Linked DNA regions of Homo sapiens: region 2 is linked to region 1. Evidence: chromatin loops called from intact Hi-C (ENCODE). Cell type or tissue: GM12878. All regions are shown on one strand. Each heading gives the region's core, and the rest is flanking DNA. Links, peaks and the distances in the headings are about the cores only.

The links. Hi-C counts contacts between places; a loop is a spot of excess contacts. Peaks named below come from ENCODE experiments on the same cell type or tissue, not always from the same donor. Only the 100,000 strongest peaks of a DNase experiment are listed, where the experiment ranks them.
Region 2: it touches region 1 in a loop (2.1-fold over the local background); 2 of 110 quality-filtered maps call a loop at or near these places.

The regions. Positions count from the first base shown.
Region 1 is chrX:2,693,689-2,709,723 of GRCh38, reverse strand. The region is part of intron 1 of CD99 (CD99 molecule (Xg blood group)); the gene reads right to left. Among named protein-coding and RNA genes, the nearest start is that of CD99, 10 kb to the right of the region's middle. In GM12878, for the core only: no CTCF peak of the experiment used is centred there; DNase peaks (open chromatin) are centred at 11,643 and 12,833; H3K4me3 peaks cover 1,211 bases; H3K27ac peaks cover 1,465 bases.
Region 2 is chrX:2,514,123-2,530,157 of GRCh38, reverse strand. No RefSeq gene overlaps it. Among named protein-coding and RNA genes, the nearest start is that of ZBED1, 21 kb to the right of the region's middle. In GM12878, for the core only: no CTCF peak of the experiment used is centred there; DNase peaks (open chromatin) are centred at 7,985 and 8,577; H3K27ac peaks cover 2,412 bases.

The DNA of each region.
Region 1 (16,035 bases), core at 10,678-15,677:
ATGTACATGCATGTGTGTGTCTATGTTCATGCATGTGCGCGTGTGGATGTGCTCATGTGTACATGTGTATTTCATATACGCGTGCTCATGCATTCATGTGGTTTCTGTGTGTGCACGTGTGTGCTCCTGCACGTATGTGTGGGTGTATGGTGTGGGCACACATGTGCATGCATATATGTATTGCACTGCATGTGTGTGCACACGTGTTTTCATGTGCATTGTGAGTGTGCTGAATGCACACCTGTTTGCATGTGTATATGTGCACAAGTGCACTGCATGAATATATATGTGCATTTGTTCATGTGTCTGCGTGTTTGCCTGTGTGCTTGTGTGCATATGTGTGAGGGTGCTATCTGAGCACACACCTGTGTGCATGCATATATGGGTGTGCATGTGCACTGCAGGAGTATGTGCATGTGCTTGTGTGTTTTCATGTGTGCTCACGTGCACATGTGACTTGCTGTGTGGGTGCACACGTGTGCATGCATGCATATATGCATGGCATGAGTGTGCATGCATGTATGTGCCTGTGTATGTGTGCATGCACATGTGTGTCTGTCTGGTGTGTGTCCATGGCCTGCCACCTCCCCAGCCTAGCTTGCCCCTCCCATCCTCCTCCATCACCCTCAGAGTCCACCAGCCTTTTCCTCCACATGACTTCCCTGGTCATAGCCACTGAGCTGGGACCAGGTGTCACTTAGAAGCTTCCTCCTTTTCTTGCTCCACCTGCCCTCAGAGGCCACAGTGACGATGCTCTGGCTCACTTCATGTTCCTTCCACTGACCCCAATGCCCCCATGGACCCCACACAAACCCAGTTACAGGGGAGGGCACAGGCCCTCCCGCCACCAGTGTCACCCCCAGGCAAGCCTGGATTGCCAACTTCCCCTCTGCTTCAGGACTACGGCTGACGTCACCACTGAGTGTCCAAACCCACTGCTCCCCGGACCCCAAGCTCAGCCGACGGAGGTCCAAGACAACAAGTCTGAGAGTGGGTGGCAAAGGACACAGTATGCCCCTCACGCCCTTCTCCCCTTCTCCCACCCTCTGCCCTTAGCCCTAGTCCTTGGAGAACTCGCCTCAGCCCCGCACTTGGAGCTTGTCTTCCATTCTTATCTCTGTGCTGTTTCTACAGTTTTTAATTGAAACAATTTCAATGTCACTCCAGGATGCCTGAAGGACAAGGACACCAGAGGAGAGACAACCCCAAGCATTCTATCATCGACCTTGGGCCCTCGACCTCAGCTTCCATCGCTCAAGGCTCTGTCAGTCTGTCCCCTGCCTCCAAGGTCTCCTTTCTCCCAGATACAGAGTCCCACCCTCACCATTTTCTCCTCGGGTGACTAACACTTAAGACAGCTCCCCAAACACCACCCCACAGAGAGTAGGGAGGAAAGGGAGGTGACCCGCTCTCGATTTCATATAGACGTGGGCACCCTGAATCACCCATAATCAGACGTTCACTCCCTGGTGGAATCTGGTACTGCAGACACCTCTGAGGCTAATCTTCCAGGTGTGTGAGGGACACAGTTCCCTATGTATGTGAAGGGATGCAGTTCCCCAGGTGTGTGTGAGGGAGGCAGTCCCCCAGGTGTGTGTGAGGAAGGCAGTCCCCCAGGTGTATATAAATGGATGCAAATGCACGTGCTATTGGCTTGAAGCCTCATGGGGAAGCAAACCCAATCAATGATCATCAGTCAGTAAAGGAATCTCTGTAAATGAAGCTATCGTCTCCTAACTCAGTCCACTGCTCTCTTTATTGCCTAGGATTCATCTCCCAATTCATCACATTCCCTGAGCTTTCAGGTGGTAGGCAGGAAATTGCGGGCTCACAGCAGACACCCCCACTTGCCTTTTTGCTCCTGAAAACGACCTCCGGGGCTACAAATGTGAAGAAAACACCAACAAAACCCACCCAGCAAGAGCTGCAACCATGCCCTCAGAGAAGGAGCCTGGTGGAGAACTCAGGTGCCTGTGTTGCACGTTTACGGCATTCAGCCTCTCTGCAAATTTGCAAAGAGACCAGACCCTCAGCAGAACCCCCAACTGCCACTGCTGTTTCCACCCGGCCCTCTCAAAGCTCCAGATGTTTCCGGGACAGGGTAATGGCTCATCAGGGCAAGGCGGAACGGACGACAGATGGCATGAGTCAGTCTGACAAGACACTTTCTACTGATTCAAACCATGTTTACTTTTTCTCATCAGCCAGGCAACTCAAAAAACAGGACGAACCCAGAGTGAAGTCCCCGAGGCCACATGGGGTGTGTGAGTTCCTCTGCAACGTGACTAAGGCTTGCACTAATGCAGGAATGCACTCAACCGGGGCAAACGCAGGAGGAGAGCCAGTACCTGGGTTCTCTTTTTGCTGTTTTTTTCTTTTCTTTTCTTTTCTTTTGAGGCAGAGTTTTGCTCTGTTGCCCAGGCTAGAGTACAGTAGCATGATCTCAACTCACTGCAACCTCCACCTCCTGGGTTCAAGTGATTCTCCTTCCTCAGCTTCCCCAGTAGCTGGGACTATGGGCATGTGCCACCACATCCAGCTAATTCTTGTGTTTTTAGTAGAGATGGAGTTTCGCCATGTTGGCCAGGCTGGTCTCAAACTCCGGGCATCAAGTGATCTGCCTGCCTTGGCCTCCCAAAGTGCAGGGATTACAGATGTGAGCCGCCGCGCCCGAACACTTGGGTTATCTTAAACCCCATCATCACATCATTCAGGTGTTTCACATAAAATTAAAAATGAGCCAGGCGTGGTGGTGCACGCCCGTAGTCCCAGTTACTTGGGAGGCTGAGGCAGGAGAATCGCTTGAACCCGGGAGGTGGAGGTTGCAGTGAGCCGAGATCGCACCACTGCACTCCAGCCTGGGCGACAGAGTGAGACTCTGTCTCGAAATAAATTAATTAATTAATTAAAAAAAATTAGGCAGTTCCAAGATTCCTGTAACTTTCAGATTTTCATAAGAATAACACAATCATTACATAGTAACAGCAGCAGCCAGGGACATCATTTAAGCAGTGCTCTGTGTGTGCCTGCAGCTTTCTCAATAATGCCGTTCATCTCCATTAAGGGTGGGAGGATGAAGACCCGCCACTGGCCTGGGTGTCCCTGCTGAAAAATGTCCAATTCACTCAGCCCCAGCATCACCCCAGGGTGTTCACACCTGCTGCTGGCCACTCCAGTACTCATCTGCTCCTGCTGGTTTTCCACACCCTTTTCCAAAGCCCACTAAACACGAAACTTTCAGGACATTGTAGAAAAGGAGGAGGAGGTGGTGCAGAGGGCACGTGTGTGCTCTTTACTTGCTGCTGAGTCCTCTGATGCCAAGCAAAGGCAAAGCGTTTTTTGTTTTTTGTTTTTTCCTTTTTTTGAGACAGAGTGTCTCTGTGTCACCCAGGCTGGAGTGCGGTGGCCCGATTTTGGCTCACTGCAAGCTATGCCTCCCGGGTTCACACCATTCTGCTGCCTCAGCCTCCCGAGTAGCTGGGACTACAGGTGCCCACCACCACGCCCGGCTGATTTTTTTGTATTTTTAGTAGAGACTGGGTTTCACCGTGGTAGCCAGGATGGTCTCGATCTCCTGAACTCGTGATCCGCCCGCCTCGGCCTCCCAAAGTGCTGGGATGACAGGCGTGAGCCACCGCGCCCGGCTCTTTTTTTTTTTTTCTTTTTAACGTTTTGGAGGTCGAGTGGAACCAGTCACATGGTCTGACCCTAAAAACTTTCATTCCAGGTTTGGGGGGCCTCGGGAAGGGTCCCCAGCCTAGAGATAATTGTAGCTCAGAATGCTGCAAGAGAAAATGCCTCCACATTGGAGCAAGCACCGGAAGTCCTCCTGTGTGGGAATAGCAGGAGGCAGCTGATACATTTCATTTTACTATTTTATTCAAATGGTCAAAACACCCTTACTTTTCTGTTGCTATAAAACCGAATCGCTCTGGAAGTATTGTCCTCTTTTTCAAGATGTGTCATTTAACACCGGGCAGACGATCGGTCACAGGGCACAAAGCGTCCATGAGACAGGACAAATAACTTCAGGAAAGCTCAGAGACACCATGGCGACTGCAATTAGTAACAATGGCTTGAATATTTGAAAACGACTAAAGGAGCCCATTCTGAATAAGTGTTCTCACCACACACAAAAAAGTGCTGCAAAGTCTGTGAGGTCATGCATATTTAAATCCATCTCACCATGGATACATACATCAAGACACCATGTGCAACCGCATAAACACATACAATGTGTATTTGTCAATTAAAAGAAATAAACACATCATTTAAAAAAATCTGGCGCTGAGATCTTACCAAACATATTGTAAAATTACAGAAAAGAGCTTAATAGTGTCATAAATAGTTTCAGGAATACACCAGAGTGTCATAGTCTCAGAAATACTCCAGTGCTGGGTCCAGCTTCCCGTCAGTAACAGGATGTGTGCCAGTGACTGCATATCTGAGTACAGAAAACACAATGTGCCAGATCACAGACAAGTGCAAGGAACTCCGAGTTCACCAAACATCCTACACTTTAGATTTAACCGCTGAGTCCAGCGCAATCTGTTCACCCCATGGAAAGCTATGAACGCAGTGGGTGATAGTGGCCGCCGGGCCCTGGAAACACTCTCTGCTAGCAAACTATGGAAAGGGAAGGGCTTCATGTCTGTAGCAATAGTTAAACTCGTCTCTCTGTCTTCTTAGCTTGAAAATTATACATAGGTGGCCGGGTACAGTGGCTCACGCCTATAATCCCAACACTTTGGGAGGCCAAGGTGGGAGGATTGCTTGAGCCCAGGAGTTCAACAGCAGCCTGGGCAACATGATGAAACCCCGTCTCTACAAAAAATGCAAAAATTAGACAGGTGTTGTGACGCACTCCCATGGTCCCAGCTACTTGGGAGGCTGAGGCGGGAGGATGGCCTGCGCTTGTGGAGGTTGAGATTGCAGGGAGCTGACACTGCACCACGGCACTCCAGCCTGGGCAACAGAGAGAGACCCTGCCTCCAAAAAATAGGCAGGGCATGGTGGCTCACTCCTGTAATCCCAACACTTTGGGAGGTTGAGGCAGGCAGATCACTGAGGTCAGGGGTTCGAGACCAGCCTGGCCAACAAGGCAAAACCCCATCTCTGCTAAATTAGCTGGGCATGGTGGCGTGTACCTGTAGTTCCAGCTACTTGGGAGGCTGAGGCACAAGAATCTCTTGAACTTGGCAGATGGAGGTTGCAGTGAGCCGAGACTGTGCCACTGCACACTAGCCTGGGTGATAGAATGAGACTTTGTCTCAAAAAAAAAGAAAGAAAAGAAAAAAGAAAAAGATTATATGCAGGTGGTTAAACTGCATATACTTCCTTGTCTGCGGTGGCCTAAGGTACAAGGTAACATCTCGGCTTCATCCTAACTAGGACGACGGCACAAGGGTATAGACGTGAAAGAACAAGCTCTTTCCTGTAATTTTACAATATGTTTGGTAAGAAGTGGGAAACTTTCTTTTGTTCGTGTGCCATAACTCTGGGAACGTCCCCTGAGCTACGCCAAGTTTTACAAGAGGCCAAAGAATGGTGTGAATGTTTGGGCTGGGCTGAGCACGCCTCACACCGGCAGTTCTCAGAATCGCCCTGCGAGGGACCTGGGGAGACGTGGAATCCTGGGTCTCACCCCCAGACATTTTCGTTCTGTGGTCTGGGGTGAGGCTCATGAGCCTGCATTTTTAACAAACTCCAGGGTGATGCTGAAGGACCCCGCCTTCAGGAGTTCTGAGGCTCAGACAACAGCAAGGCAGGGCTGCTCGGGGTTCCCTGCTCTCCGTCCCTGTCACCCCTTCCACAGGCAGATGCCAGCCCAGATCCCATCCCTACAGGAAACTGAGTGATCACCCCCCAAGGCTAACGTGGAAACACCGGAAACTGACTTAGGGGCCTCAGCACTTTTTCCAACTTCATCCCAGCCACTCCCCGACTGCTGATCTCCTTTCAAAGTGGTCTCTGCCCTGCAGTTTTGGACTAGCTTGAAATAACCCCTCCGCCGGTCCCAACTATTAGCAGTTCACAGAGCCCTGTGTGTCTCTGTAAAATGATGTGAGGCCAACACACACACACACACACACACACACACACACACACACACACACACTTAACAGCTCGGTTTGTTAATTACAGCTTTGTTATTCAAAGCAGTTACGTTTTATAAAGTCTCAGCGAACACTGAATTAGCGAATAGTGAACTATTGCTCCCACGTAAATACAGGACTACGTTCCCAGAGGTCATGAACCAATCACTACCTAAGCGCGTTTTATGTGGGTTTCTGTTTAAAGACACCGCAGTGAATAGACATTGTGGAGTCACTCACATTGATCTCGAAGCCAACAGCACTATAACTCGTGCCTAAATGACGCTCATCAAATGTGTATTTTCCCCGTGAGACCATGCCAGCTTTCCTGTACTTAGGGACGCTAGGTAGCATGTCAGCACCGACTTGGGGATATTTGAAAGCGCAAAATCACTGACAAAAAGCACGAAAACACAAAACACGGGACACCAAATAGACCTTGCAAAGAACCCTGTTGACAGTACGCGCTGGCCCGAGAAGGCAGGGTCTGGCTTTGTTGAACCTCAGCTGAGAACATGTGCTATTGAGAAGCTCAATTCTGGCCAGGTGTGGTGGCTCACGCCTGTAATCCCAGCATTTTGGGAAGCCCAGGCGGGTGAATCACTTGAGGCCAGGAGTTTGAGAGCAGCCTGGCCAACACGGTGAAACCCCGTCTCTACTAAAAATACAAAAATTAGCCAGGCGTGGTGGCTGTAATCCCATGCCTGTAATCCCAGCTACTCGGGAGGCTGAGGCAGGAGAATCACTTGAACACAGGAGGCGGAGGTTACAGTGAGCCAAGATCACGCCACTGCACTCCAGCCTTGGCGAAAGAGGGAGACTCCATCCAAAAAAAATAAAAAAAAAAAGTTCAATTTTTTTGCCGTTCTGTGCATGAACAAAATAGCCGAGGGTAAGGAGAAGAACATAAAGGGTAACTATTGGGTCCTGGGTTTAATACCACAGTGATGAAATAATCTGTACAACAAAACCTCATGACACATGTTTACCTAAGTCACAAACTTTCACATGTATCCCCGAACCTAAAATGAAAGTTTAAAATAAAAAAATTAAATGCCAGGAATATTGATGTGGGGATGACAAATACATTTTAGTAAGCAGGCAAGTCACAAATACAGAATCACTGAATGATGAAGATTGCGTGTACCTAGGTTAAAACAAGTTAATAACAGTATTTCTCATGGTGTCCAAAATATATCATTGTCTTTCTCAGAAAATTTAAAATCTCTTCCCCTCTGCAGCATCTTGTGAATTTGGTTGTTACACCATGGGACTGATACAGGGGCATCCTGGGGGTGGGGTAGGGGTAGGGGGTCACAGAATTTGGGCCCCTCGTCTGCCTCATTGGATCCTCTACCTGGCCATGAAAGCCCATTCCTTCTTTCTGAACCTGGAAAATGTCTATTCACCCCTCAAGGCCCTGGGAGAATGTCACCTTCTCCAGGAAGCCCTCCGTGATCCTCTCCCTAGCCCACCTGAAGCGCTTTCTCACAAGTATTACCAGAGGTGATCTGTAAGCACATTACAGTTTAAGGAGCACAGCTCCGCACCCCAGTTCTCAACTCCAGCAGCAAATTACACACATCTGTGGGGTTTTCCTAAGTCCTGATGCCCAGGCTAATTAAATCAGAAACTTTCCAAGGTGAGATGCAGGCATCTATATTTTAAAGCCTACCCATGTGATGCAAACGTGTGGTCAACTCTGCAGGCAGGGACCTGTTACAGATTTTAACTTCCTCAATATCTCCTAAAATAGCTTGTGCCTTCTCTTCTATCTCCACTGACTTATCCACGCTCTGCCAAAAATAGCCCCAGCCCCTCCCACCTGTTCTGCATGCTGTTACCCAAAGACGGGCCTTAGGCAGGTTAAGCGTCCCCGCACAGCTGTCTGCGTCAAACCCTTCAGGGGAGCTTAAATCTGCACTCCTCAGCAGTGGCAACAGAGGTTGCCCACCATCTGGCCCCTGCAGCTCCTCTAGTCTGAGATGAACTGCAGCTGCCCCATCATCACTCTTACTGCTTGTCTACCAGGCTGAGAAGAGGCCCTTCCTCTTCCTTACACCTGGTTTCCTCTGCTCATTCTTGGAAGCTCAGTGTCCAGGGAGGGCCCCTCCTGGGAGAACTCTCTCTGACCCCCTGAACAAGTGTAGTCCCTGCTCTGTGCCTCCAGACATCCAGGCCTTCCATCCACAATGGTGCTTTTATGCCCAAATTGATGCCCTGGTTGTTACCTCCAAAGCAGAGAACAAAAAACAGGGACCACAGCAAATAGCACCAATAGTACATTTAACTTCAACCTATGCTGGCTGAAGGAATACATGAAAGAGCCATGGACTGGGAGGGTGGATGGACAGGCAGGTAAGTGGATGGATGGGTGGGTGGGTAAATGGGTGGGTGGATGGATGGATGGATGGATGCATGCGTGGGTGAGTGGATAAATTAGTGAGTGGGTGGATGGTTGGGTGGACAGCTGGGTGGATGGATGGGTAGTTGGATGGGATGAGTGGAAAGATGGGCAGTAAGGGGATGGATGGAGGTAAGGGTGGATAGGTGGATGGATGGTTGAGTGGATAGATGAGTTTAGGTGGGTGAGTAGGTAGGTGGATGGATGGATGAATGCATGGATAAGTGGATGGATGGGTAGTTAAGTGGATGAGTGGGTGGGTAGACGGATGGAGGTATGGATGGATGGTTGGGTGGATGGATGGTTGGGTGGGTGGATGGATGGGTGGGTGGGTGAGTAGGTGGATGGATGGATAGATGAATGGATGGATGGATGAACAGATAGGTGGATGGATGGACAGATGGATAGATGAATGGGTGAACGGATAAATGGATGGATGGTAGATGGGTAAATTGATGAAAGGATGGGTGAATGGATGGATAGATGAGTGGATGGTGGACAGATGGATGTATCAATTGATGAGTGGCTGGATGAACTAAAAGGATGGATGCATGGATGATGCATGGATGGAAAGATGAATGGAGAATGGATGGATGGATGGACAGGTGCATTAACGGATGGATAAAGGAATGGGACGACGGATGGATGGATGGATGGATGGATAAATGGATGGATGGATGCACGCATGGATGGATGGATGCATGGATGAATGGATGGATGGGTAAATGAATGGGAGGATGGGTTGATGGATGGATGGATGGACGAACGGATGGATGGGTAAATGAATGGGAGGATGGGTTGATGGATGGATGGATAAAAGGAGGATGCATGGCTGGATGGATGCATGGATGCATAAATGGATGGATAAATGGATGGAAGGACACATGGATACCTAGAACACGGAGACCCTGAGGAGCTGGAGAGGCCTCAGTGACTGGTCTAAGTTCACCACCAGGATTCAAGGGAGTTCTCTTCCATATCAAAATGCCCATCACTGATTCAGGACATTCTCCTCCCCTTCAAGTCACACTAGTGGTGAAGGCAGGCATCCCTCAAGGTCCACAAGGCCGTGCCTGGGGAGCTCTGTTCAGCCCACACACGCAGCCACCAACTCCCAAGCCCAGCAACCCCTGTGCCCACGTCTCACCACCAACAGAACTCATGTCCACATGCATTTTTCCCCATGCTGACCATGTGATCACCAGCAAGCTCCTGAACTCTCTGACCCCAGTGTCTTTATCTACAAAAGGCCCATGAGAAATATCTTAAGGGCTCGCTGAAGATGAAATAACAAACTGAATGCTCTTTGAAAAATGTAATCCATGGCATAGACATTCACATCCGAGAGGCGGTCATGGGAAATCTCATGTAGGAGGGAAGAAACAGAATATCTAGTAAAATAACAATGATTCTTGACAACTCAGCCACACATGAAGACCCTCCGAGGGGCTTTTTAAAAATTCCTAATAGCGGGATGCAGTGGCTCCCGCCTATAAACCCAAGACTTTGCCAGGCCAAGGCAGGTGGATGGCTTGAACTCAGGAGTTCAGGACTAAACTGGGCAACATAGGGAGACCCTGTCTCTACAAAAAATGAAAAATTTGGCTGGGCGTGCCAGCTCACGCCTGAGGGAGGCTGAGGCAGAAGAATCACTTGAACCTGGGTGGCAGAGGTTGCAGCGAGCCAAGATTGCATCGCTGCACTCCAGCCTGGTGACAGAGTGAGACTCTGTAATTTAAAAAAAAAAAAAAAAAAAAGGCTGGGCGCGGTGGCTCACACCTGTAATCCCAGCACTTTGGGAAGCCGAGGTGGGCAGATCACGACGTCAGGAGTTCGAGACCATCCTGGCCAACATAGTGAAATCCCGTCTCTACTAAAAATACAAAAATTAGCCAGGCGTGGTGGTGCGTGCCTGTAGTTCCAGCTACTCAGGAGGCTGAGGCAAGAGAGGCACTTGAACCAGGGAGGCGGAAGTTGCAGTGAGCCAAGATTGCACCAAGGCACTCCAGCCTGGGCAACACAGCAAGACTCTGTCTAAAAAAAAGAAGAAGAAGAAAGAAAAGAGAGAAGAGAAAACAAAAGAAAAGAAAAGAAGAGGAAAGAAAAGAAAAAAACAAAAAGAAAGAAAAGATTAGCTGGGTATGGTGAGGTGCACCTGTGGTCCCAGCTTCTTTCGAGGCTGAGGTAGGTGGGCTGCTTGAACCCAGGAGGTTGAGGCTGCAGTGAGCTATGACTGTACCACTGCACTCCAGCCTGGGTGACAGAGCAAAATCTTGTCTCAAAAAAAAAAAAAAATTAAAACACCTAACACGTCTATAAACCAGACTACCCAGGTAACCCTGGGCAAGAGTGACGTTTCCAAGCTTCCCGCAATGGGGCCAAAGCTGAGAACCTCGGATCTAGGTCAGCAAGAGCTACTGGAGGGTGGTCAAGCAGGTTTGTGTCTGAAACCATCACTCAGAAATCAGGAATGCAGGAGGGATGGGCATCACAGTTACTGGTGTGTTTTTAGCCTGGACTCTGTAGGATTAAAATATGTCCACCAGCCTGGGCGACAGAACAAAACTCTGTATCTACAAAAAAGGTAAAAATTAATTGAGTGTGGTGGCATGTGCCCATAGTCCCAACTACACAGAAGGCTAAGGTGGGCAGGTCACCTGAGCCTGGGGGTTCGAGGCTGCAGTGAGCTGAGATCACACCACTGCACTTCAGCCTGGGCGACAGAGTGAGATCCTGTCTCAAAAAAAATGATTGCAGGCTGAGCATGGTGGCTCACGCCTGTAACCCCAGCACTTTGGGAAGCTGAGGCGAGAGGTTTGCTTGAGCCCAGGAGTTCAAGACCAGCCTGGGCAATGTAGTCAGACTCCGATTCTACAAAAAGATTTTAAAAATTAGCTGAGGGTGGCACATGCCTGTGGTCCCAGCTCCTTGGAAGGCTGAGGTGAGAGATTCACCTGCACCCAGGAGGTCAAGACTGCAGTGAGCTACAATCGTGCCACTGCACTCCGGCCTGGGCAAGTCTAAAAAAAAAAAAAAAAAGAAACAAAGAAAAAAAAAGATTGCAAGCCACTGCCCGGTGATATGTTTATGATATGATGAGTGTCTAGGGGCTTGTGGTTTAAGAGTAGAAACCGCTTCCCATAGGTGGCTGTAGCTGTCCATCTTGTCTGTCTATCGGATGCTATGTTAGTCCCAAAGGACCACAGCCTCTTGAGTAAAGACCTCAACACAGGGGGCCTCTACCTTCATTGCCACCTCGGCACGGTCTCAAAAGACAGATGTTCATATCCATCTCCTGCTTGCCCAGATCCAAATCCCTCCCTGTCCTGCTATTCTATGAGTCTGCACTAAATGCCTAACACTTCTCTCCGAGTGTTCAATTGCTGAGAACATTTTGTGCTGAATTCATCGAAGACAGCCCTGTGTTAATTCATATTTAGAACCCAACCCATTTCCCCCAGAAGAAGACAGCTAGCAACAGCAGCAGAAGAGGCCGACTGGCAATATTTGGGTTCTGGCAGTAGTTATAAAATCTCTATGCCTCCAAGTCCATTGGCCCTAAAAGACAATGCAGTGTGTTTATTCTTGTCATCATTCCAGTCCATCGTGTTCCAGTCCATCGTGCAGAAACGAAAGCTCCTTCTGGTCAGCATCCCCTCGTGGATCAATGCTTGCCAGGGTGCATTTGGACAATAATTTTGCAGGGTCAGGCAAAGCAGAAACAAACAAGAGTCAGGCTACCTGGGCAAACTCAGGTGTCGCTGATGAGTAATGCCTGCAGAACCCTCTGGCCAGTCTGCTGCCTCCTCAAGAAGGGCTGTTAGCTCAACCAGATACACTATTATCAGCTTTTAAACAGCGCTTTGGAGCAACAGCTTTACTCCCCGAAAAGATGCAGAAAATCAGACTCTTTCAGGTGATTCTCAAAAACAGGGGACCCACCCCAGCCCACGACACCATTCAAAGTTGAGAAAGCAAAGTGAATTAAAGGGGTTTGCAACCGCTTTCAGACTCATCCAGCTGCCGTCCACAATGACAAACATATATTATATCTCAGCCCAGCCCACCGGGACAGAGGGAGCGGAACAAAAGCTTTGCCCATGCGGCTTCTTTAGCAAGGCTTTCCATGTACCCTGTGGGCATTTTCTCCTCTCCTCTGTTGAATTTTCTTCTTTGCAAGGTGGGTGGCTGCAAGCTACTTTCACAGCCCACTTGAGAAACACTGGTTTGAATCTGACTCTGGGGGAGAAGAAAGGAAGTTTCTGGTTTCCTGCTAAGCGGAAACTTTAATACTATGACTAGGAGACCGTACAAGGCATGGTGGCAACCCTGAGTCATACTAAAACAAAGCCGAAAAACACACCCATGCACCATCTCCTCAAAACTCACCAAGGAACCAAGCCAAGAAAGAATACTGAACAGGAAATTCAAGAAGAGGAAGTCCTTCTGGTCTCTAGAGATGTGAAAAGATACCGTCAGTTGGACAAATGGGAGTAGAAATGCTGGTGAGCTACCATGTTTCAGCCAAGAGACTGGGAATAAATCAAAAAAGAATACACTTTAGGAGGCCGAGGCGGGCGGATCACCTGAGGTCAGGAGTTCGAAACCAGCCTGGCCAAGATGGTGAAACTCCACCTCTACTAAAAAAATACAAAAATTAGCCAGGTGTGGTGGCGGGCACCTGTAATCCCAGGTACTCAGGAGGCTGAGACAGGAGAATTGCTTGAACCTGGGAGGCAGAGGTTGCAGTGAGCCGAGATCGCACCATCGCACTCCAGCCTGGGGAAAAAGAGCGAGACTTCATCTCAAAATAAAAAGAAAAGAAAAGAAAGAATATCAGCAAATCCTCAAGCCCTGGACAGCCTGCAGCCTGCAGCTACACCAGCAACGATGAGCCCACATTCACAAGCAATCCGAACCCCACCTCCCCAACTGGGAGAACAGAGGTGAAGCACGGAAGACAGCAGAAAATCCACATGGGCCTGGGACATGGAACACAGGACTCAGAATGAACAAGCTTCAATAACCAGCCTTTCTCTGCCATTTTGTTGCTGCCCCTGAAGACTCAAAGTCCTTTGTCTTTCTCTGCCAATTCTCTAAAAATGGACTGTTCTTTGTTGAGGGTACTAGAGCAGCTAGAATCCAAGCCACTTCCTTGAAAACTACCCATTTCTAGGTATCTCTCATGTATCAATGAAAAACGCATGTTAATAAAGTTTGGTTTGTTTTTCCCTGTCTTTGGTTAGAGGAGTCACTTCCAAATAAGAATGTAGGACAGTTGATTTTTACAATGATTTTTCAGGTGGCTCACACCTGTAATCCCAGCACTTTGGGAGGCCAAGGTGGGCAGATCACTTGAGGCCAGGAGTTTGAGGCCAGCCTGTCCAACAGGGTGAAACACCGTCTCTACTAAAAATACAAAAAATAGCCAGGTGTGGTGACATGTGCCTGTATTCCCAGCTATTCAGGTGTCTGAGGCAGGAGAATTGCCTGAGCCCGGGAGACACAGGTCGCAGTGAGCCAAGATCCTGCCATTGCACTCCAGCCTGGGTGACACAGTGAGACACTGTCTCAAAAAAAAAAAAAAGACTTTTTTTTCAGTCTGGGCAACATAGCAAGACCCTGTCTCTACAAAAAAATTTAAAAGTGGCCAGGCACAGTGGTGTGTGCTTGTAGTCCCAGCTACTACAGAGGCTGAGGTGGAAGGATTGCTTGAGCCCAGGAGGTGGAGGCTGTAGTGAGCCCTGATTGCACCCCTGCACTCCAGTCTGGGCAACAGAGACCCCACCTCAAAAAAATATTTTTCAGCCTGGTCAACATAGTGAAACCCCTTCTCTACTAAACATACAAAAATTAGCCAGATATGCAGTGCATGCCTGTAGTCCCAGCTAATTGGGAGGCTGAGGCAGGAGAACTGCTTGAACCTGAGATGGAGAGATTGCCATGAGCTGAGATCGTGCCACTTCACTCCAGCCTGGACAACAGAGGAAAATTCCATCTCAAAAAAAAAAGACTTTTCCTCCTTCGCACCCCGAGAGACACACAGGTCTTATTTCTTACTGTGTCTATAAATCACAAAGGACACGTAATTCTTTTCCCCTAAAGTAACAAGAGTGCTCAGAACATTTTCAGCAGGACTGAAAACCAGCACAAGGTCCACGTGGCTACTGAGAAGTCTATTTCCCCGGGGGAAGATATCTGAGTCCGAAAACATTCCAGACAGTATCCATGAAATCCCGCCATGATTCCTAAATGCTGAATTGGGAAAAGTATTGTATGAGCTGCATTTCTTTCTAAATGACAGCATGTACCCACCATAGGACCTTCAGGAAGAAAAATGATTTCCAGACAAACAATCATTTACTTGAGTATCTCCAAAGTGTAAAGACATGTATTTGTCTTTACATGAAAACTCTGTCTCATACACAGAGAAAGGAGAAAGAGCTAAAGCAGGAAGTTTTTTTTTTTCTTTGAGACTGAGTCTCTCTCTGTTACCCAGGCCATAATGCGGTGACACGATCTCAGCTCACTGCAACCTCTGCTTCCCGGGCTGAAGTGATTTTCCTGCCTCAGCCTCCTGAGTAGCTGGGATTATAGGCGCTCACCACCACGCCCGGCTAATTTTTGTATTTTTAGTAGAGTCGGGGTTTTGCCATGTTGGCCAGGCTGGTCTCGAACTCTTGGCCTCATGTGACCCACCGGCCCTCGGCCTCTCAAAGTGCTGGGATTTACAGGCCTGAGTCACCGTGCTCGGCCTAAAGTAGGGAGTTAAATGCAAAGCAATCAACTTTTACCAGAGCCAAACGCGCTGATGGAAAATCAAGGCAAACTCGCTGGATGATAAAACCCACTTCCTCTGCCCAGAAACATTCTCCTAATAACTTCCACACACACCCACAGGGGCAGGAGACAAGAGCTCTGGAGAGAGTTAAAAAAAAAAAAAAACAACGAAGCCCACACTTGCTCTACTGGGGCGAGGGAATCCTGAAGAGGCCTGGTATTGTTCAAGAGATGTCGGTTCCGTAGATGTTTGGAGTTTTTCAAACCGCACAGGCCGCTGTGCCGTTGCCCCGGGGGGTGGGGCAAATCAGCCTTTGCCAGAGAGCAGGGATGCATCGGATGTGTGCGACTCTACTGTCGGGACGGCAGGCTCCTAACTGCAGGGGCAGCCCTGAATCAGCGCATACATGCAACTCCCAAGCCCTCCTCAGGGTTTTCCACCCTCAACACCACTGGCATTTGGGACCAGATGAATTCTTTGTGCTGGAGGCCGTCCTGGCCCTTGAAAGATTCTGAGCAGCTTCCCTAAGCTGCCCCACCCATTGCAGGATGGTGGGATGTCCCACCCCAGGGTGGCAACCAAAAATGTCTGCAACCATCACAAAGTGTCTCCTCGGGGCCAACGTCGCCCTGTGGGGACATCCTGCTCTCTACAAAGCTGAAGCCTCCTCTTTTCCTCTATACACCTCCCTCTGTCCATCCATCCCTCACCACATCCCACCTGTACCCCTGAGAATTTATGAAGGAACCAAGGAA
Region 2 (16,035 bases), core at 6,606-11,605, 180 kb after region 1:
TGCCTCAGCCTCCCTAGTAGATGGGATTACCGGTGCACACCGTCACACCCAGGTAATTTTTTTTTTTGAGACAGAGTGTCACCCTGTCGCCCAGGCGGGAGTGCAGTAGTACGATCTTGGCTCACTGCAACCTCTGCCTCCTGGGTTCAAGCGATTCCCCTGCCTCAGCCTCCCGAGTAGCTGGGACTATAGGCACACACCACCACGCCCGGCTAATTTTTGTATTTTTAGTAGAGACGGGGTTTTACCATATTGGCCAGGTTGGTCTTGAACTCCTGACCTCAAGTGATCCACCCACCTCAGCCTCCCAAAGTGCTGGAATTACAGGTGTGAGCCACTGTGCCTGGCCCATTCTAGTAAATTTTCAAACCTTATGTCAGTTTTAGCCTCAATAGATATACAGCCATGCAGAGGAAACATTTGGAAAGCACCATTAATAAAACTCACCAATGGGCTGGGCGCAGTGGCTCACACGTATAATCCCAACGTTTTGGGAGGCTGAGGCACGTGGATCACCTGAGGTGAGGAGTTCCAGACCAGCCTGGCCAACATGGTGAAACCCTGTCTCTACTAAAAATACAAAAATTAGCAAGGCGTGGTGGCGGGCGCCTGTAGTCCCAGCTACTTGGGAGGCTGAGGCAGGAGAATTGTTTGAACCCGGGAGGTGGAGGTTGCAGTGAGCTGAGATTGTGCCACTACACTCCAACCTGGGCAACAGAGCGAGACTCCGTCTCAAAAAAAATAAATAAATAAAAATAAAAATAAACTCACCAAGAGTGATGAGTCTTTAATCATGGAGAAAGGCCTGGGTTTTCTTTCTATGTTTGGTAGTTCCACTCTGAAAATGTTGACCCATTCTCTATCCAATTCTCACCTATTCCCCAATCACCTGTAGTGATACTGCTGCCAATACAAAGCTTTACCTAATTGGCCTAACTAAATGGCTTAACTTTGTTGACATATGGTAACATATGTTTATAGATTTTTAGAAGAAAAATTGTAAAAGAAAACCAATGATTTGAAAACAGCACTCTGGAAGGTGACCCAGCCATGACGGTGCAATGCCTGGGGGAATCTTTGCCAAACCAATTCACAAGAATCTTGCAATCCTTGGGCTGTAAATGCATTTAAAACTTGGAAAGACATTTTTTTTAAAGAGGTTCAGACATTATTTTCAGCTATCAATGCCATGGCCATTTTAGAATAAAGTAGGGTAGAAGCTATATATAAACACGACAACAAACAAACATCCATTCATGACTAAACTGCCTCAGGAAAAGCACCTTAGCTTCTAGTTGGATGTCTGATATTCTGATATTAGGCTGGGAATTGTGGTGTGAATTCTTCCCCCTATTCTCTCATGGAGAACTCAAATCTTTGATCATGTGATTCTTCCAGAAAAGGTGAGAACAAATTTAGTTTGTATGAAGATTAATAGTATAGTTTAAGTAAACACACATTCAAAAAATAGAATCATTAAATCCTTGAGTGTGTGTGTGTCTGTTTGTGTCTATGCATTTGTGTGTCTTGTGTTTTGGGGGTGATATGGTTTGGCTGTGTCCCCAGCTAAATCTCATCTTGAATTATAGCTCCCATAATACCCATTTATTGTGGGAGGTACCCAGTGGGAGATAATTGAATCATGGGGCGGTTTCCCCCACACTGTTCTCATGTAGTAAATAAGTCTCATGAAATCTGATGGTTTTATAAGAGGTTTCCCCTTTCACTTGACTTTCATTTTCTTTCTTGCCTGCTGCCATGTAAGACATCCCTTTCGCCTTCCGCCATGACGGTGAGACCTCCCCAGCAACGTGAATCTCTGAGTCCATTAAACCTCTTTTTCTTTATAAATTACCCAGTCTTGGCCAGGCATGGTGGCTCACGCCTGTAATCACAGCACTTTGGGAGGCCGAGGCAGGCAGATCACCTGAGGTTGGGGGTTTGAGACCAGCCTGGCCAACATGGTGAAACCCCATCTCTACTAAAAAATAAAAAAATTAGCCAGGCGTGGTGCTGCACGCCTGTAATCCCAGCTAATAGGGAGGCTGAGGTAGGAGAATCGCTTGATCAAAGGAGATGGAGGTTGCAGTGAGCCAAGATCGCACCACCGCACTTTAGCCTGGGCAACAGAAGGAGATTCTGTCTCAAAAAAATAAGTAAATAAATAAAATAAAAAATAAATTACCCTGTCTCAGGTATGTCTTTATCAGCAGCATGAAAATGGACTAATACGTGGAGGGAGGTAAAGGATGCTAAAATGTAATATGTATTAATTATGATAATATATATATAAAACATCCGGGGCCCCGTGTTAATCATGTTTAAGTGTACCATGCAGTGACATTAATTACATTCACATATTAGCACTATTTCCAAGTATTTTTTCATGTAGTGATCCAAGGGGAAAAAAACGTGCTTGCTTTCTAAAAACATATTTGGGCAAATGCTTTTAGAGAGGATGCCAACGAATCTTTCCCAAAACGATGAAATCTCGCCGGAGTCGGGGCTAACGTTGAGTGCATTCGAAACAAACAGGGCTGAGTTTGATTCACTACAGTCCCTGGGTGTTTTTCAGGTCCTGCGTCCGCCTGGCAGTCAGACATCTCTGCTAAATGAATAAACGCTCTCCCTCCCCGCCTTCCTCAGTCCCTTCTGTTTTTCCTTTGTCACATACTAATTAGAGTTTTTTGTTCCCCTATTAAAATGTTTCAATGGTACAAAAGCATGGCACATCCCTTTCTCCTATACCTGCTATCACTTTTCTTGAATGCTTGTGCCAACTTTCTTCCTTTTGTTTCTCTGACCCACTTTGTACACTTCTCCAACCTTCTCAACCCAGGGGAGAGTGGCAGGGGGAATGGGGAGGCAAGGAGGCTGAGGATGACTCACAGATACTACATCCATAGGGTTCTCTTGCCTTCTGGCTGCCATTTTTGGTTCTGACCCTGGGGAATTGCCACTGAGGTTGGAGACAGGAGGAGAGTAAAGTTGGAGGGATTTAGCCCTGGGTTCCATCTGACATTGGCTTTCTCCTCTAATCCAGTGTCCTAGCACCTGTCAGGTGGCGTTGTTCATTGAGTTCTCCCTCGCTGGGTTCTAGCCTCTCTCTCTTTCCTTTGCCATCATTCTCGAGTTGGGGGTGAGCGCTCCTGTTTCCCAGCCTGCAGGTTCTGCACCATCTCTGAATGCTTTCCCTAACATTCTGGCTAGACTTCAGTAAAGAGTCCCTGCACTAAATCCTCTTTCACTGTTCAGCTTGCCTGCACCACCTTCTTCCTGCTACACCCATCTGTGTGTGCACAGCCCCTGCCCTCTTGCCCTAGAAATATGTGTCTATGCACTGCACAGACCCTTTGGCTATCACTGCAAATTACCAGGAAACCAACTGTGTTCACACTCTGCTGATAAAGACATACCTGAGGAGACCCGATAATTGATCATGAAAAGAGGTTTAATGGACTCGCAGTTCCACGTGACGGGGAGGCCTCACAGTCATGGTGGAAGGCGAAAGGCACATCTTACATGGTGGAGGCAAGAGAAAATGAGAGCCAAGTGAAGGGGGTTTCCCCTTATAAAACCATCAGTTCTCTTGAGACTCATTCACTACCACAAGAGCAGTATCGGGGAAACCGCCCTCATGATTCAGTTATCTCCCACCTGGTCCCTCCCACACCACGTGGGAAATACGGGAGCTACAATTCAGATGAGATTTGGGTGGGGACAGTCAAACCATATCACCAACATTCTTCCGTGCCCTTAAATTCCAGAGGATTCCTCCAATATGTGTCTATTTTTCCCAAGTCAAGTCTAAACACACTACCTCTAAGGCAAACCTTCACCTAACTAGGCTTAACTCAACAGCTTAACTTTGTTGACATATGTATTTATGGATTTCTAGAAAAAAATTTTTAAAGGAATTTTGTTGTCGTTGTGGTAAAATAACACTATGGAAGGTAACCCAGGCATGGATATGTGATGAAATATAAGAAAAAAATAACTCTATCACCCAGGCTGGGTGCAGTGGCTCATGCCTATAACCCCAGTGCTTTGGGAGGCCAAGGTGGGAAGATTGCTTGAGCCCAGGAGTTCAAGACCAGCCTGGGCAACATAGTGAGAACCCCCAGCTCTACAAAAAATAAAAAAATTTAGCTGAGTATGGTGAGTGCTTGTCTATAGTTCCAGCCACTCAGGAGGCCGAGATGGAAAGACAAACTGACCCCAGGGGTTTGAGGCTGCAGTAAGGTGTGAGTGTGCCACTGCACTCCAGCCTGGGTGATAGAGCAAGACCCTGTCGAGAAGGAAGGAAGGGAGGGAGGGAGGGAAGAAAGAAGGAAAGAGAGGGTGAGAGAGAGAGAGGAAGGGAGGAAGAGAGTGAGGAAAAAGGAAAGGGGAGGAGAGGAGAGGAAATGGGAGGGAAGCGAAGACTAACCTACAATGTCTGGGGGAATAACAGACACACTGTGTGTAAGATGCCAATAAAAGTGCTAAATACCACATTTTTCATGGGAAAATAATTATTAGAGTAATTCCACCAATTTTAAAGTGAAGCGTTGACATGTATCGCACATCACAAAAATCACATTTAGTATTTATTGAACACTTACTGCATACAATCATTATGGTTGATATTTCACAGAATATCACTTACGTAATTTCAAAAACCTCACGTTTACAATGTTATCTCCGTGTCAGGGAGGATGACACAGGACCCAAGAGGATCAAAAATATGCAGATTCCCCAGAAACTCATGCTGGAAAGATTGCATTTTTATTATGATGATTGTATTCATTTCTTTTAAATAATGATATTTGAATGCAGTGATATTTTAAACACTGGGTGATCTGTGATGCTTCTCCTATAAACTTGTTTCACAGAAAACCAGCTTACCCAGGTATAGGCTCAGTTTTTAGAGTATTGCAGTCAGCACAGTTTCTGAAGACAGAATCAATCTGGGACACTTCTGCATTGAATAAAAGATGAACTGACATGTCGCCTCTGCTATCAGAGTCTCCTTGGGCGAAATAGTGAATCAGGGCATGTTGAACGAACATAGGTCTTTTGGGGCTCTGTAATGCTGCCTGCTGCTATAATATTTACAGATTCTCATGCATAGAGTTAGAAGAGATTGAGGAGATCGTTGGAGGGTTTTTGTTTGTTTGTTTTTTGTTTTTGTTTTTGTTTTGACACAGAGTCTTGCTTTGTCTCTAGGCTGGAGTACAACGGCACGATCTCAGCTGACTACAATCTCCACCTCCGGATTCAAGCGATTCTCCTGCCTCAGCCTCCCGAGTAGCTGGGACTACAGGTACACACCACCACACATGGCTAATTTTTGTATTTTTAGTAGAGATGGGGTTTCACCTTGTTGGCCAGGCTGGTCTCAAACTCCTGACCTCAGGTGATCCACCTGCCTCAGCCTCCCAAAGTGCTGGGATTACAGGGCATGAACCACTGTGCCCGGCCCTTTGAGGGGTTTTTAATCTGTAGTTTATTGAGAGGAACTTGAATCTTAATCTTGATTCTTTAACAGAGTGCAATTTGACATTTAATGTCGATTTAAGTTACATTTTTTGTTTCAGAATGATTTCAGATTTGCAGAAAAGTTTCAAACATACCACAAGGAGCTCTTTTATACCCCCGTCATAAACATCTTCAATTAGTACGGTGCATTTGTGGCAATTAACCAACCACTCTTGATACATTACTATTAACCAGCCCATACCCTATTCAGATTTCTTTAGTTTTTTTCTAATGTTTAGGATCCCATCCAGGGTCTGTCAGTCAAGAAAATTAGAAGACAATTGTCAATCATTTTAGGAAGTTTATTTGCCAAAGTTAAGGATGCGCACCTGTGACACAGCCTCATGGGGTCCTGATGACATGTGCCCTAGGTGGTCGGGGCACAGCTTGGTTTTATACATTTTAGGCACACATGAGCCATCAATCAATATATGTAAGAAGTCCATTGGTTCCTTCCAGAAAGGCGGGGACAACTGGAAGCAGAGAGGGAGCTTCCAGGTCACAGGTAGGTGGGAAACATATGGTTGCTTCTTTTGAGTTTCTGATTAGCCTCTCCAAAGGAGGCAATTAGAATATGCGTCTATCTCAGTAAGCAGAGGGGTGACCTTGAATAAAATGAGAGGCCGATTTGCCCTGGGCACTTCCCAGCTTGTCGGGGCCCGGGTTAGTTTCCTTTCACAGGCCCCACAGTTCCACAGGGTGTTTAGTTATTACTTCTACCTGGGTTCCCTCTTGGCTGGGACAGTTTTCCAGACGTTTCTTGATTCAGATGAATGACCTGGACAGCTTTGAAAAGCACTGGGCAAGCCTTTTGACGGAAGTCCTTTTATTGGGATTTTTCTCATGTTTTCTTTCTTTTTCTTTGAGATGGAGTCTCACTCTGTCGCCTAGGTTGGAGTGCAGTGGCGCAGTCTCGGCTGACTGCAACCTCTGCCTCCCGCGTTCACGCCATTCTCCTGCCTCAGCCTCCTGAGTAGCTGGGACTACAGGTGCCCGCCACCATGCCCACAGCTGATTTTTTTAATTTTAATTTTTTAATTATTACAGGAGTGAGCCACCGCCCCTGGCCTTTTCTGATGTTTTCTTCATGATTAGATGGGGTTTGGGGGCCGGGCGTGGGGGCTGACCCTTATAATCCCAGCACTTTGGGAGGCCGAGGCGGGCAGATCACGAAGTCAGGAGATCGAGACCAGTCTGACAAACATGGTGAAACCCCATCTGTACTAAAAATACAAAAATTAGCCAGGTATGGTGGTGCCCACCTGTAATCCCAGCTACTCGGGAGGCTGAGGCAGGACAATCGCTTGAACACAGGAGGCAGAGGTTGCAGTGAGCCGAGATCATGCCACTGCACTCCAGCCTGGGCGACAGAGTGAGACTCCATCTCAAAAAAAAAAAAAAAAAAAAAAAAAGATGCGGGTTGTGGGTTTTTTGGGGGAACGACCACAAGTTGGACAGGCCCTTCTCGTCATATCCTAACAAGGGTACACACTCTCACAACCACAAGACTTCTCACAGTGCATGTTGACCTCAGTTATCTGGTCGAGATGGTGTTTGTCAGCTTTCTTCACTAAAAAATTATCCTTCCCCCGGCCTCTTTCCCATGCTGTACATTTTAGGAGAAAATCATTATGTCCTACACACACTTAAGAAACGCGTCAGTAGATTTTTGAAAACGAAACACTTCTAAGTGATTTAATTTCCTTATTGAAACAGTGGATAATAGGTTTCTGGTGTTATTACGGTGGAGAAAATATCCAATATTGAGTATGAGAAGGCTTAACAATGAGCAAACTTCTGTGTAATAATAATAATCGCATTTTGTGGGGTTTTTTGTTTTCTTTTGTTTTGTTTTAGCTTTTGTTTTTGAGATGCAGTCTTGCTTTGTTGCCCAGGCTGGAGGGCAGTGGTATGATTTCAGCTCACTGCAACCTCCGTGTCCTGGGTTCAAGCGATTCTCCTGCCTCAGCCTACCAAGTAGCTGGGACTACAAGTGCACGCCACCATGCCCGGCTAATTTTGGTATTTTTAGTAGAGACAGGGTCTCACCATATTGGCTAGGCTGCTCTTGAACCTTGGCCTCAAGTGATCCCCCCACCTTGGCCTCCCAGAGTGTTGGGATTACAGGTGTGAGCCACTGCGCCCGGCACATTTTGTTTTTAATAGTAAAATAATCACAAGTGTAATTCGACCAATTTTTAAAGTGAAGCATTGAAATGTATCGCACATCACAAAAATCACATTTAGTATTTATTGAGCACTTACTGCATACAATCATTATGACCGATATTTTATATAATATTACTTATGTAATTTTAAAAACCTCACATTTAGAATGTGAGATTTCTCTCAAATCATCTCACTTCAAAGGCCTCGCCATACCAGGAGCTAAGTCATAAGACATGACGTAATGTTTTCATGACAGATGAAAGTGCTGAGACTCGAATTCTGAGGCCAAAGCCTTCTCTTGCTTGACCACTTGAAACTTGAATCCTTTTTTTTCTCCTTTTTTTTTTTTTTTTTTGAAATAGAATCTCACCCTGTCACCCAGGCTAGAGTGCAGTGGCACGATCTTGGCTTCCTGCAACCTCCACCTCTTGGGTTCAAGTGATTCTTCTGCCTCAGCCTCTGAAGTAGCTGAGATTACAGGCATGCACCAGCATGCCCGGCTAATTTTTGTATTTTTAGTAGAGACAGAGTTTCACTATGTTGGCCAGGCTGGCCTCGAACTCCTGACCTCAGGTCATCTGCCCACCTCAGCCTCCCAAAATACTGAGATTACAGGCATAAGCCACTGTGCCTGGCAAATCTGAATCCTTAAAGTTGCTCTTAATTCTCGACTCTCACTTCCAGTCGTTGAAGAATAGTGTGTATTGGACAGAACGTCCCGGAGATCACAAGGATAAACTCTGGATGAAGCCTTTTAAAAAACGATGTGAAGACCCTTGGCCCCAAACAGGCAGAAATGTGGGCAGAGGAACTCTCTGACAAATGGGGAACTGCCCTGTGAAGATTAGCATTTGCACGTCCTTTCTGCAGGGGGCTTCCCAAAGTCGCTTAATTCTGGGGAAGTGAGAACTTCTGCAGGTTTACTAGCCTGAAGAGTCACGAGAGAGCTGGCAGCTGCCAGAGACCCTGCAACACGAGGAGGAAATGTTTAAAAGGGGAATATGCAACGGTTTAAGGGAACTCCAAGTCTGGATTTGAACGCTGCCCAAATATTTGGTCATCTGGATTATGCATGTGTGGGGAGACCTCAGAGAACCAAGAGGAATCCATCAGTGTGATGTTGAAAGAACTGAGCAGATATTTAAACTCCTGCCCACTTCAGCAAACACAAAGATTAAAGTGTATATCCAGCGAAGCTAACTGTCTGATAGACTCTTCTATAGAGGAATAGACTCTTTCTATAAAGGAAAATACCTGACTGCACCACAACGTATCATCCTCAATGTCCATGATAAAATTGTTTTTTTAAAAAACAGACACGTAGGAACAGGAAAAGTAAATACCCAATGTTAATATTCATGTTCAGAGCTCTTAGCACGGTTTTGACACATTCAGGCAGAATACGTCCACCGTGATTCCTCTTACTCTCTTAGAAAAAACAATCAGAGGCCACATAATTACGAAGACTTTTCTGGTACACACAGTAAAACCAGAGGTCAAGAGTCTCTGGAAAAGAGGGCAAAGCAAGCATTTAAGCTTGGTGATAATAATGATGATGGTGATGGTGATAATGAAGATGGTGATGATGATGGTGACGATGAGGATGATGGTGATGATGATGGTGACAGTGGTGATGGTGATGGTGAGGATGATGATGGTGATGATGGCGACAGCGATGATGATGGCGAGGATGATGATGGTGATGATTATGGCGAGAGTGATGATGGTGAGGATGGTGATGATGATGGTGAGGATGATGATGATGTGTATGAGGATGATGGCAGTGATGATGTTGGTGAGGATGATGACGGTGATGATGATGGTGAGGATGATGATGGTGAGGATGATGATGGTGAGGATGATGGTGAGGATGATGATGATGTGTATGAGGATGATGGCGGTGATGATGACGGTGATGATGATGGTGATGATGATGGTGAGGATGATGATGGTGAGGATGGTGATGGTGATGATGGTGAGGATGATGATGGTGAGGATGATGATGGTGATGATGATGGTGAGGATGATGATGGTGATGGTGAGGATGATGATGGTGAGGATGATGATGGTGAGGATGATGATGGTGATGATGATGGTGAGGATGATGATGGTGATGATGATGGTGAGGATGATGATGGTGATGATGATGGTGATGATGATGATGGTGAGGATGATGATGGTGATGATGATGGTGAGGATGATGATGGTGAGGATGATGATGGTGAGGATGATGGTGAGGATGATGATGGTGAGGATGATGATGGTGAGGATGATGATGGTGATGATGATGGTGAGGATGATGATGGTGAGGATGATGATGGTGAGGATGATGATGGTGAGGATGATGGTGAGGATGATGATGGTGATGATGATGGTGAGGATGATGATGGTGATGATGATGGTGATGATGATGGTGAGGATGATGATGGTGAGGATGATGATGGTGACAGTGAGGATGATGGTGAGGATGGTGATGATGATGGTGAGGATGATGATGGTGACAGTGAGGATGATGGCGATGATGGTGATGATGATGGTGAGGATGATGATCATGGTGATGATGGTGAGGATGATAATGGTGATGGTGATGATGGTGATGATGATGGTGAGGATGATGATGATGGTGAGGATGGTGAGGATGATAATGGTGATGGTGATGATGGTGATGATGATGGTGAGGATGATGACGATGGTGATGGTGATGATGGTGATGATGATGGTGAGGATGATGATGATGGTGAGGATGATGATGATGAGGGTGATGATGATGGTGACAGTGAGGATGATGATGATGATGGTGATGACAGTGACGATGATGAAGAATGTTGTTGGTAATTACAGACTTCCTGAGCTACCAACTTGGACATCTGTACAACGATACAAATTTTGAGGAAAACTGTCAGACATTTTCTCATCAGGAAAAAATTTTCTTTCTGTATTAGTTTGTTCTCACATTGCTATAAAGAACTACCTGAGACTGGGTATTTCATAAAGAAAGGAGGTTTAATTGAGTCACAGATTCACAGGCTGTACAGTAAGCATGGCTGTGGAGGCCTCACAGTTCTGCCGGCTGTACATGCTTCTGCTCCTGGGGAGGCCTCAGCAAACTTACAGTCGTGGTGAAGGGAAAGGTGAAGCGCACACATCTTCACATGGTGGAGCAGGAGAGAGAGAGTGAAGGAGAAGGTGCCACACACTTTTAAACAACCAGATCTCCTGAGAACTCTATCACGAGGCCGGGTGCGGTGGCTCACGCCTCTAATCCCAGCACTTTGGGAGGCTGAGGCAGGGGGATCACTTGAGGTCAGGAGTTCAAGATCAGCCTGACCAACATGGTGAAACCCCATCTCTACTAAAAATAGAAAAATTAGCCAGGCTTGGTGGCAGGCGCCTGTAATCCCAGCTACTCTGGACACTGAGGCAGGAGAATCGCTTGAACCCAGGAGTCAGAGGTTTCAGTGAGTGGAGATTGTGCCATTGTACTCCAGCCTGGGCTACAAGAGCAAAACTACATCTCAAACAAACAAAATTCTATCACAAGACAGCACTGGGGGATGATGGTAAGCCATTAGAAACAACCCCTGTTATTCACCCACCTCTCACCAGGCCCCACCTCCAACACCACAGATGACAATTCAACGTGAGCTTTGGGCAGAGACACAAATCCAAACCATGTCACATTCCATATCATAGAAATAAAGAAGAGATGGAACATACATAGGATTTTTTTTTTTTTTTTGAGAAAGAGTGTCGCTCTGTCGTCACCCAAGCTGGAGTGCAGTGGCGCGATTTCTGCTCACTGCAACCTCTGCCTCTCGGGTTCAAGTGATTCTCCTGCCTCAGCCTCCTGAGTGGCTGGGACTACAGGCACCCGCCACCATGCCCAGGTAATTTTTTGTATTTTTAGTAGAGACGGGGTTTCATCATGTTAGCCTGGATGGTCTCGATCTCCTGACCTCGTGACCCACCAACCTTGGCCTCCCAAAGTGCTGGGATTACAGGCATGAGCCACCATGCCCGGCCTCACAGATAGGATATTTAAACTGGAGACCAAAATGCACCCTGAAAAATGAACGTGCGGTCATCGTTCAGACAAAAATGTTGAAAGTGAAAGCACTGAGAATGACTTTAAGACTTAGAATGTGAGAATAATGTACTCTCCCTCAGTCCTTAGAATTCCGACAGGAGCAGATCATGTCTGAGAACTTAGCCTTTTCTGGATTTCATACATGGAACATATGGGAATGTAAAGCAAAGAAAAACTGTTTTTCCATTATGATGCTTTTACAGAACATGTAGTTGAATAGACTCTATGGTGGACAAGCATGCAATGGAGAATGAAGACAGAAACCTCAGGCTGGACACAGTAGCTCATGCCTGTAATCCTAGCATTTTGGGAGGCCAAGACGGGAGGATTGCTTGAGGCCAGGTGTTTAAGACCAGCCTGGTTAACATAGCAAGACCCCATCTCGAAAGAAAGAAAGAAAAAAAAAGAAAGGAAAAGAAAAAAGAAGGAAGGGAGGGAGGGAGGGACGGAGGGAGGGAGGGAAGGGAGGGAGGGAGGGGAAGAAGAAAAAAGAATAAGAAGAAGGAGAGAAAGAACAAAGAGAAGAAAGAAAGAAAGAGAAAGAAAGAGAAAGAAAGAAAGAGAAAGAAAGGAAGGAAGAGAAAAAAAGAAAAGAAAGAGAAAGAGAGAAAGAGAAAGGAAGGAAGGAAGAAATCTGACCTTAGAAAGATACATTGGAGCTGAAACAAAAATGTAGTCATCATTAGCTGTTTAAAGTACATTTTCTTTTTTTTTTTTTTTTTTTGGGACGAAGTTTTGCTCTTGTTGCCCAGGCTGGAGTATAGTGGCGCAATCTCAGCTCACTGTAACCTCCTCCTCCTGGGTTCAAGTGATTCTCCTGCCTCAGCCTCCCGAGTAGCTGGGATGGCAGGTGCCTGCCACCATGTCTGGCTAATTTTTTGTATTTTTAGTAGAGATGGGGTTTCATCATGTTGGCCAGGCTGGTGTTGAACTCCTGACCTCAGGTGATCCACCCGCCTCGGCCTCCCAAAGTGCAGGAATTACAGGCGTGAGCCACCATGCCCAGCCTAAAGTATACTTTCAATGAAAGCACACAGACAGGTTTATGTGGGGTTTGGTGACTGCCAGCCCCTGAATCTTACGAAGCTTCCCACTCTGAAGAAAGAACAACACAGCCTGCCTTCTCTGCACCTGTTCTTATTGTCTTTCTGCTCGTTACAATGAAAGAGAATTTTAAACTGGATAACAGATTTAGAAACAGATTTCAAAGACACCATCTCTTTAATCTCCCCCCCAACACCAGACACTTCAGATATAAACATTCTATGAGTGCCCACATAGTCACTGAAACGATCACAGCTGCTTCCAAAACTAAGGATCTCAAAAGGTCAAAAACAACAAAAAAACCCTACAATGTTCATTGTCTGAAATTTGCTAAAGTAAAACTGTGCAGAACTTTGAATAAATACAGCTTCAGAAAACTGACCATCCCTTGTCTAAAGCCCAGAGTAGGAAAGACCAATCAAGCTTGAGGCTGAAAAGAAGCATTTCTTTTTTGTTTTGTTTTTGTTTTTGAGACAGGTTCTCGCTCTGTGGCTTAGGCTGGAGTGCAGTGATGCAGTCACGGCTCACTGCCATCTCCGCCTCCTGGGCTCAAATGATTCTCCCACCTCAGCTTTCAAGTAGCTGGCATCACAGATGCATGCCACCATGCCTGGCTAATTTTTTGTATTTTTGAGAGACAGAGTTTCGCCATGTTACTCAAGCTGGTCTTGAACTCCTGAGCTCAAGTGATCTTCCCACCTCGGCTTCCCAAAGTGCTGGGAATACAGGCATGAGCCACTGCACCTGGCCAGAAAGGGAAAAATTTATAATCATTTTTATCCTTCACAAGCAAAGATGGGCCATAACTAGCATGTTTTTTTGGGTTTTTTTTTTTGTTTTTTTTTTTTTGTTTTTTGAGACGGAATCTCACTCTGTCACCCAGACTGGAGTACAGTGACACGATCTTGGCTCACTGCAACCTCTGCCTCCCGGGTTCAAGAGATTCTCCTGCCTCAGCCTCCCAAGCAGCTGGGATTACAGGCGCCCACCACCATGCCTGGCTAATTTTTGTATTTTTTTTTTAGTAGAGACGGTTTTTTAGCATATTAGCCAGGCTGGTCTTGAACTCCTGACCTTGTGATCCACCCGCCTTGGCCTCCCCAAGTGCTGGGATTACACTAGCATGCTTTTTTATGCACAGGTCATGAAGTCATGTTACAATCAATGGCTTTGCATGTGCAGCTGTTATTATATCATGGTGGCATCATGGTAAAATGAGGTTTGTTTGATGGAATGAAGGACAGGGGAAAATGTCAAAGAGAACATTGCTTGTCGTCACTCATATGTGAGAGCTTAAAAAATTGAACTCACGGAGATAGAGAGTAGAATGATGGTGACTGGGGACTGGGAAGGTTAGTGGGAGGGGATGATTAAGAGAGGATGGTTCATGGGTACAAAAATACAGTTGGATAAAAGAAATACAGTCTAGTGTTTGGCCAAACCATAGGGTGACTGTATTCACAATAATTTATTGTGTATTTCAAAATAACTGAAAGAGTGGAATTGGAATGTGATTTCCACAAAGAAATTATAAATGCTTAAGGTGATGGGTACCCTAATTATCCTGATTTCATCATGACACATTCTATGCTGATATCAAAATATCACATGTGGGGTGGGTGGGGGGCAAGGGGAGAGAGAGCATTAGGACAAATACCTAATGCATACGGGGCTTAAAATCTAGATGATGGGTTGATGGGTGCAGCCAACCACAATGGCACATGTATACCTATGTAATAAACCTGCACGTTCTGCACCTGTATCCCAGAACGTAAAGTAAAAAAATATATATATGTATATGTATGTATATATATATATATCTCACATGTACCCCATAAATTTGTACAACTATTATGTATGTGTGAAAGGAAAATAAATCTCGGGATCCCAGAATCACTTAGCCAAAGGGAAAAGTCGATCTGGGAGCTGTTTTGGGCAAACCCGTCTCCCATTCTATTCTAAAATAAGATAGTTACAAAGATTTGTTTAAAAGCTACATGCTTCCCTCATAATATCCCCACAGGGAAATTCCTTGTAGACAAAGGACAGAAATAACTCATAGTTAAGGCGGGTGTGGTGGCTCACACCTGTAAATCCTAGCACTTTGGGAGGCTGAGGCAGGTGGATCAATCACCTGAGGTCAGAAGTTCGAGACCAGCCTGGCCAACATGGGGAAACCCCATCTCTACTGAACATACAAAAATTAGCCAAGCATGGTGGCAGGTGCCTGTAATCCCAGCTGCTCGAGGAGCTGAGGCAGGAGAATCGCTTGAACCCAGGGTACAGAGGTTGCAGTGAGCTGAGATCGCGCCACTGCACTCCAGCCTGGGCAACAAGAGCAAGATTCTGTCTTAAAATAAATAAAATAAATAAATAGAACTCAAAGTTATCCCTCTGCTCACGTGAGACAAATGCATACCTGATTGCTTCCTCTACCCTCTTGTTTCACTAAGCCAGACTAAGGCATAAGTGAGTATTCCTGTACATCGTGCTTTCAGTACAAGGCTAATCAGAAACTCGAAAGAAAGCAACCATTTGTCTCTTATCAGCCTATGAAATGCAGGCTCTCTCCCTGCCTCGAGTTGTGCCACCTTTCCGGACAGAACCAATGTACATCTTCCATAGACTGATTGATGTCTCATGCCTCCCTAAGATGCATAAAACCAAGCAAGCTGTGCCCCAAACACTTTGGGGACATGTTGTCAGGAGTTCCTGAGGCTGCATCTTCAAATTTGGCAAAATAAACTTTCTAAATTGATGGAGACTTGTCTCAGGTACTTTTTGGTTTTCATACGTAGAATAACTAAAAATTTTAAAAAAAGAAAAACAGAGAAGGCTGTCGGCAGCACTCCCGTCTGTCTGGGAGATCCTGACTTATTGTTTTGGAAATGATACCAGCATCAGCAGCCCCCACGCGCGATAGAGATGTGCTCAGGGACTCTGGGGGGAGCTCACAGCTGTTGCAGCTTCTATGTGCTCTACCTGACTATTTTCAGACTTCCTGTGAGTTCCTGTGGGCAAATGAGCCATCCTGGCTCCAAACAACTTCTTCTGCTTCTTTTGTGTGTGTGTGTGTCTGAGACAGGGTTTTGCTTTGTTGTCCAGGCTGCAATAGTACCATCACAGCTCAAGCCATCCTCCCACCTCAGCATCCCAAGTAGCTGGGACCACAGGTGCAGGCCACCACAGCCAGCTCATTTTTTTTTTTTTTTTTT